Regions from separate parts of the Mus musculus genome. Here all the other regions are linked to region 1. A link is a loop called in an ENCODE intact Hi-C map of the cell type or tissue named here. Cell type or tissue: heart. All regions are shown on one strand. Region 1 overlaps Rab31 (RAB31, member RAS oncogene family). Region 2 holds the start of Rab31 (RAB31, member RAS oncogene family). Region 3 holds the start of Ppp4r1 (protein phosphatase 4, regulatory subunit 1).

What was found. Peaks named below come from ENCODE experiments on the same cell type or tissue, not always from the same donor. Only the 100,000 strongest peaks of a DNase experiment are listed, where the experiment ranks them.
Region 2: it touches region 1 in a loop (2.6-fold over the local background); 16 of 42 quality-filtered maps call a loop at or near these places.
Region 3: a loop joins it to region 1, with 5 times the contacts of the local background. A loop is called at or near these places in 16 of 42 quality-filtered maps.

What each region holds. Positions count from the first base shown.
Region 1 is chr17:65,705,366-65,707,865 of GRCm38, reverse strand. All of the region lies in intron 3 of Rab31 (RAB31, member RAS oncogene family), which reads left to right. Among named protein-coding and RNA genes, the nearest start is that of Gm35477, 64 kb to the right of the region's middle. In heart, a CTCF peak has its summit at 1,455; a DNase peak (open chromatin) is centred at 1,455.
Region 2 is chr17:65,772,591-65,775,090 of GRCm38, reverse strand. It overlaps Rab31 (RAB31, member RAS oncogene family), which reads left to right and starts at 2,339. Exons shown (of 7, transcript NM_133685.2): 1 at 2,339-2,500. In heart, a CTCF peak has its summit at 1,211 (motif pointing left); a DNase peak (open chromatin) is centred at 2,410; H3K4me3 peaks cover 583 bases; H3K27ac peaks cover 795 bases.
Region 3 is chr17:65,781,464-65,783,963 of GRCm38, reverse strand. Ppp4r1 (protein phosphatase 4, regulatory subunit 1) reads right to left here and starts at 609. Exons shown (of 20, transcript NM_001114131.1): 1 at 515-609; 2 at 296-340. The coding sequence starts at 521. In heart, a CTCF peak has its summit at 1,281; DNase peaks (open chromatin) are centred at 183, 563 and 1,083; H3K4me3 peaks cover 2,112 bases; H3K27ac peaks cover 2,137 bases.

The DNA.
Region 1 (2,500 bases):
GAAAGCTGCTGGTTCATAAAGTTCTGCTGTTTATTTCCCAGTTGGTTTAAGAACCATTTGTTCCTTTCTGCCTCCCCAGTGTGTATTAGAAGTTTATGTATTTCCTGAGCCGATACAATTGAATCTTCCCTGGTTGTCCTTTGATGTCTTCTCCCATTTAATCCGTTGCTGCTGCATTGCTGGCTTGCTGGCCACCAGCTGCTTGGTTTGCATTTGCCTTGCAGTGCCTCTGTCCTTCGGTGACTTTAAAAGATGGCTTTGGAGGGCACCTCCCTCTTGCCTGGCACTTGCTAACTACTGATCTGCTTCCTTGACTTTCAACCTCAGGGTTGAAAGGCTATGGTCCTGGTGGTCTGTCTGTTTGTGAGTCAGGATTTTCTTTTTATCTTGCACCTTTTAATACTGTCTCTTTCTCCTGTAGTCTGGGCCTTTCCGCTGTGACGTGTCACAGAAGGTTCTTCTCGGGCCACGTCCACTTGAAGTTCTAGATGCTTCTTGTTCTGGAGTAAGATTACCGCTCCAGATTTGGGTAGTTCTGCTACGGTTTCATGGCTGAGCTTTCGATACATTCATTTTTTAGTACTTGACTGCACTCTCTTTCTGAAGCAAACTTAGGAAAAGATTTTTACTATAGATTTAAGTATGGGTACGTATGGGTATTAAGAGAGGTCATAGAAACATGTACGAGAAAGCTGGTGTGTAGTACATGCCCAAGAAAGGCTGTGGGTCTCGCCTGTTCCCCCACCGATGTCTCCCTGAAATGTACTCTCAAACTTGTCGTCTACATCTGATATTCCCTCTAGGGTTTGATCTCGTGGACGGTGGGGACTGGCCATGGGCCATGTTTTTCTACTGATTGAGGTTTTTCATTTTTAACCTCCCCCTTATCCTCTCTCTCTCTCTCTCTCTCTCTCTCTCTCTCTCTCTCTCTCTCTCTCTCTCTCCCTCTCTCTCTCTCTCTCTCTCTCTGTTTTCTTCTTTGGTGTTGAATTTCTCATCTGGGTTACCTACTTTCTCACCTGAATTTCTATCCAGATCTTGAATTGATTTTTCTAATCCATTGATCTCCTTGTATCCTTGTTGAAGTCAGTTTTATAAGTAGAGTTTTGAATTCTTTGTCGTTTCATCCATTTCATGATTTTTTTTTTAATATGGCATAGAATTCAGGATCTTTGGGAATACTGTCTGACCTTGATTTTGTTGTTGTTTCTTGTGGTTTTTCTATCACAGTTTGGGTAACTGTGGGCTACAATGGATAATAAATAGCTCTTTTGAGTTTTATTTTGGGGTCATCCTAGATCATCTCTCTGAGAATGCTATTATTCCAGGACTGCTGGGAAAGAAACTGCTATTCCAGCAACAAACAAGGTGCGATCTGCCAGGAGAGTCTGTCCAAGCCAGCAAGTACCAGGCCTTTTCAGGGCCTTCTCTTTCTCTGTGTACCAGGAGCCTCTGCTGGCCATACTTCGCTTTGCAGCCTGTGGGTGAGGCAGGTCCTCCCAGACTTCAGAGATTTCCGGTTGGTACCCCTAGGCTGGCTAATGTCTCAAGTATGTTGTGTAGTGGGGAACGCAAGCAGATCCACTGAGGACTGTACTGTAGGGTCAGGTTTTGTGCTCCCCCAGTGCAGCTGCAGTCACCCCGCAGAGAAGATTGAGCTATGAAGTCCAAACACTCTCCTGGAACTTGAGTTCTTACGTCACCAGTAGCGAGCCCCCAAACAGATAGCTAGCTCCCAGAGTTTGGAATGTCCACTGGCATTAGGCTCAGCACGATCATTCTCTGCAGTTATCCCTCAGGTGAGTCTGGCCCCAGCAACCAAGGGTCAGGACTGCTGACCACAGTGCCCTTCATTGCTGAATTCCTCAAGATATCTGCATTGGACCTTCTTCTCTGCAACCACCTTCCATGGCTGACTACTAGCCAAGTGCCGCAGCAGGTTGTAGGTTTCTATTCTGTGATGGTTCTACTCTCTCAGGCTCTGGGATTACCTTGGTCTGAAACAACAGGTTTCTTCCGGTATGACTCAGGCACAGAGTGGCAAAATGGTCCTTGTCCTACTTTGTTTTCTGAACTGAGACATCGCAGCAGAAACTCAGGCAGTAACTGAAGCAAGAACCATGCTGACTGGCTTGCTGTCTGGCCCACCCTCAGCGAGTTTACTTATGTAGTAGCCCAGACCCACCCGCCTAGGGGATGGTGCTACCCACAGTGAGCTGAGCCTTCCCCCGTCAATCACTGGCCTGATTGGTGCAACCCCTCAGCTGAGGTTCCCATTTCCTAGGTGTCCCTAGGTTGTGCCAAGTTGACAGGAAAACCTAAGTCTTGGGCCTCTGCTCAAATGCTGCCCTGTTACACAGGATGACTTCCTGTCTTCTCAACTTAATCCAAGACTCACAAGAACCATTTGCTTGTCTGTTTAAAGCGTTCAATGGGCTCCTTTTGGATGAGGCTTCTGTTTGTCTTCCCCTGCTGGGAAATCGGAGAATTTAACTTACAC
Region 2 (2,500 bases), 67 kb before region 1:
CTACACAGTGAGTCTGAGGTCAGCCTGGGCTCCTCAAGATTCTGTCTCCCAAACAAACAGCAGCAGCCACAAGCAAGCAAGCAAACAAACAAACAAACAAACAAATTTCAAGCCATACTCCCCACCCGCAAGAAACTTGACTACAGTGAGTTAGGAAAGAGGATGTTTTTAGTGGGTTCATGAGTTGAGAAGACCAACAGGTTGGAATAATTCTCAATGAGGCCCCCCAGCTTGGGCAGGGGACCTGTTAGGGGAGTCTAAAAACCACATCTTAGTGCATCTTAGACACTCAGAGTAGTGGAGAAGAGAAGGAGAGAAGTGCTGGAAAGATGAAGGGGACAGGTGGTCATTTTGTCTGTGCTTGTCCTTCTGGGCAGAGTCCACGCTCGTCAGCATGCCCTGCAGTTCCATGAGTCACCCTCAGTCCACAGGAAGTAATAAAAGGAAAACATACCTCAGCTTTACAAGGGGCACCCTTGAGTACAGAGGGTCAGATCCTACTTGTTACGGAGCCCGTAGGTACCAGGGAAGGCAGGAAGAGGTTTGGCCAAGGTGTCTGCAACTGTGTCTAACAGTTGTCAGCTAAGCAAACCCGAGCATAGAGGCGGTATTGTGTGGGGACTAGGCAATGTCGGGTAGCCTGTCTTCAGTCTGCCCACACAGAGCTGGCTGTCCTTGGATGCTGAATCAAGGAGAGATACTGACACAAAAGAGATCTTGAATAAGACCTGTGTCCACATGACTACTTTTTGATCAATTCAGTCTGGACAAGCAGACTTCTATGAACCTGTACTTTGACACAAAGTTCCTGTTACTCTGGGTAATTTAATTGATTGCAAGTTTGTTCTGGGACCTGTTTTGACTCCAGAGTTCTAGAGTTCCTTCTGTGGACCTTGCTTTGGAATTTCCCACCCTGAGAGGCCACTTTGGGCCTGAGTAGCTTCTATCTGGCCTGCCAGATAACCACAGGGGGAAAAAATGGCAGGAGCCATTGATCAGATGGGACAAGTTATGAGAGAGGCCAGAGAACTGAGGCTGCAGAATGCTTTGTCAAAACTTGCTTTGGGTGCCTGGAGACATGGCTCTGCAGTTAAGAGCACTGGCTGATTTTCCAGAGATGCTGAGTTCAGAGCCCAGGTCCCGTACTCCAACCTCCCACATGGCAGCTCACAAATGTAGCTCACCAATGCCCTCTTCTGATGTGCAGATGTACATGCAGACCAGACGTCCATATACTTCAAACCTTTAAACACTTCTTAAAACTGGCTTTCAGGCAGGAGAGATGGCTCAGCGGTGAAGAGCACCGATTGCTCTTCTGAAGGTCCTGAGTTCAAATCCCAGCAACCACATGTGAGCACATGGTGGCTCACAACCACCTGTAATGAGATCTGATGCCCTCTTCTGGTGAGAACTCCAGACTCAGCATACTGATAAGAACACCTGCCTGGCAAGAAAGCCAGGTAATGAGAACTGCTCTTCACTGTTCTCATTAAAGGGCTTCTGTTTTATTTCCAGGTTGCCTGGATCAATCCTTCTAACAGTTATCAGGCATGCTGGGCAAGCACTCTCCCAACAGAGCCACGTCCAGTGTTGCTGTTTAAAACATATGCATACAATTAGTAGTACCAGTAAATTTAGATTATTCTTAAAGAGCTGTCATTTCTACACAGCAACAAATGAAGTCATCCCAGAGGCTTGGAGGAACAACGGACCATACAAAGACCAGAGGCCATGGCCCCTCTGTGTGACGCTGCACGTAGCCTCAGTTTCCTAGTAGAGGAGTTTGCAGAAGGGTTGCCAGCCCCCCAGTTGTGGCTGGGCTCCTGCCCACATAGCTGTAGCGTTTTTCTACATGGAGAAAGGGGGCTTCCTCTACAGAGTGCACCTCTCTTTTCCCAGGCCCTGGTGCTCCAGTTTTGGAAGCCAAAACACCTGACTGCTTCTCGAATCATCCTTGAGTCATCCTTTGCTGCATACAGAAAAGAATGCATGCAGAGTAAAGTGAAGTGTTGGGAGGAAGCGATTTGAAGCCTGGGTATTAGAAGGGACAAGTTAACCCTTTCCTCCCCTCATCCCGGTTTCTCGCTGATGTTTCTTGCATCTGGAGGTCAGAGTCACTTTATGGTGGGACTACCCAGAGACTTTGAAGTGCTTCCTTGGGACCACAGCCAACAGCATAAACTGTTCCAATGGCTCTTTATGACGCGACGGGTCGTGTGTCCAGGGCAAGTGGTGCCCGACCGGGCTCAGAGCTGATCACGGAAGGGGATGATTTGCCCACAAGTCAGATGTTGGGTGGTCACTGGAGGCCGAAGCGGACCGGGGCCCGGGCGGAGCCGAAGCCCGGCGGCCAGGCTAGACTAGACGTGACGGGAGGAGCCGGCCGGCAGCACGTGACCGACAGCGGAGGCCGAGGCCCAGAAATAGCCGCCTTGGCGGTTCCGCCCCGCGGCCGGCGAGAGTCCTGGGAGACAGCAGGACGCAGGCTGGGCGCGGTGTG
Region 3 (2,500 bases), 76 kb before region 1:
GGCGGGCCGAGCACCGCACGCCGCACAGCCCCCCGAGCCTTGCGGAAACACCTCCCGGCACCCGCCGCCTCCTTCATCGGGGCGAGGGTGCGGAAGACACTCAGGAAAAACACACCCATGTCCCCTCTCCGGCCTCCGCCCCACGGGCTTCTGCTTCCCCAACAGCCGCCCCGCGGCCCGAGCCTGCGGGCGGCGGCCGAGGTCCGACCACGCGGGTGCTCCCCAGCGCGGCGGGGTCCCGAGTCCGCCCGCTCGCCCGCCGCCCTCCGGGGCTGCCAGGCCACCCGCCACTCACGTCCGTCCGCGTCCTCCGGCAGGTCCTCCTGGAGCAGGGAGAGGTCTGCGCCGGGGGAGAGAAGAAAGGCCGGGTCAGCGTCCCGGGCCGGCGCCGCGCCCCAGCCGCCCGCCGCCCGCCCGGCGGCGCCTCCCCGCGCCGGCCTCTCCCGGGCACTGCCGAGCGCGGGGAGCCGCCGCCGTCGCCGCCGCCGCCGCCCGGGGAACTGGGGCCACGTACCCGCCATCTTGTGCTCGCCCCCGCCTCCTCGTCTCCCGGGATCCCGCTCCGCGAGCCGCTCAAGTAGAGAGCCGGTGGGCGCGCGCGGGCCGGCGGGGGCGCGCGCGGGGCGGGCCGAGGCCCGGGCCTGCGGCGGCGGCTCCCGTACGCCCGCCCGCCCGCGCGCCGCCCGCCGCCCGCTGCCCGCCGCCCGCCTCCCGCGCCCGGCCGGCCCGGCCCCGAGGCGCGCTCCCACCCGTGGCTAGAGGCGCCCTGGCGCCGAGCGTGCGGAGCGCGGCACGAGCTGCCCGCCGGGGGACCTGCGGCGTGTGCCCGAGCCGGGCGGGCGGGGTCCCCGCGGCCCGCAGCTCTGTTGGGTCACCGGCCTCGCCCACCGCTGGCCGCCGCCCGCTCCGCCGCGCGCCGCTCGTCGCCCGCGCCCCTCCCAGACCTGCTCGTGCGTCGCCGGCGGTCCGCGGCCGAGCCTCCCGCCTCCGAGTGGAGGAAGCGCCGCCTCCGCCCGCGCGCCCAGGCCTCGCGAGTGACTGAACAAAGCCCAGGCCCCGGGCCGGACGACGGTTTGAATGACAAAAGTTCCGCCGGCCCAGCCGGCCTGCCTTCCCGTGCGGCGCGGCACGTTAAAGCCCCGGCACCGGCTTCCGAGCCCGCGCGCTCCCCTGGCGCCCGCCCGAGCTGACCCTGAGCGGCCCGGGCGCGCGGGCCAGGCCGAGTCCAGTCACTCCGCGGTTCTTAGCCTTGTGACCGCAGGGAGGATCGCCGAGGATACCTGCCCCCTCCGCCTCTCCGGGGAATGGCAGACTGTCAGGAATCCAGCACCGTGCTTGCTACCTCGGGAGTCCGGTCGCCGGGTGCCTGGGATTGGCAGCGCTTTTCTCGAGTGAACTATCACACATCTTACTGGTCCCTTTGTTTGAAGAGAGTTAAACGGTTCTTGTAGGTTCCCCAGGCAAAGTAGGGCAAAATCCAGATTTTTCTGACTCCAGTTCGCCGTCCCATTTCTGTGAGTCTTAGGTCTAAATCCAACATCAGTGAGGTCTCCAGAATGGTCGCCCGTAAAATGAGTCTCATACATGATGCCCGTTTTTGAGTCTGATATGAAAAAAGGAGGATTTTAAAGGTTCAGCTTGTTCCTTTCTGCACCATAGTCCTAATTCAAGGCAACATATTGGCATTTTAAAACACGGGGAATCAGAACAAGTTGTAGGTGGTCTTTGGCTACTTTGTGTGTTCTTTCTTCCACCCCTCTTCTTTCACCCTTTCAACTCCCTAATACTAAAAAAGGGTAGGGGTGGAAGGGGCCATCATTATATATTGGACTACTTCCTGCTGATGAGGGTTGATGAGCTTCTTGGAGCAAGCTTGATCTTCGTAGTCAGGTATATCTAATTTCTTCTTCCTGTTTCTTTACTCACAACTACTTAACAAACAGCAACCAATCTCTCCCGCCCTAGTATTTACATACCCTCTGGAAAGTCTCCGGAATCCCAAATGGCAGAAACTATTTGTAGCTGGCAAATTCACACCCCTGCTAGAGCATGAGGCAACTCACTGTCAGCTTCTGTGGACAATATGAAGCAGCCCCATATCTCACACCTGGGATTAGAACAAAAACAAATTCCCATAAAAATTTTCTGTGTTTTTCAACAAAACCAAATTCTCACTACACTCAGTCATCAGATCCTCTTAAGCACAAGTAATCGCATCTGCTCAGGGAAATGAGTTAGCCACCGTTTCCCCAACATCTCTCCCTGTTGCATATTACTTAACATAAAACACAGATTGTATAATATAAATTGAAATTCTAAGAGATTAAAACAATCAAATAGATCCTATAGCTCCAAAACCTGTCTAATTTCTCAAATACACGATAATTAAATACCAAACTTCCACATGCATTTTTCTTTGAAGAATTTTTTTTTTTTTTTTAAAGACAGCCTCTTGCTGGTCTGAAAGTCACTAAATCTAGCTTGCTAGAAAGCCCCAGGA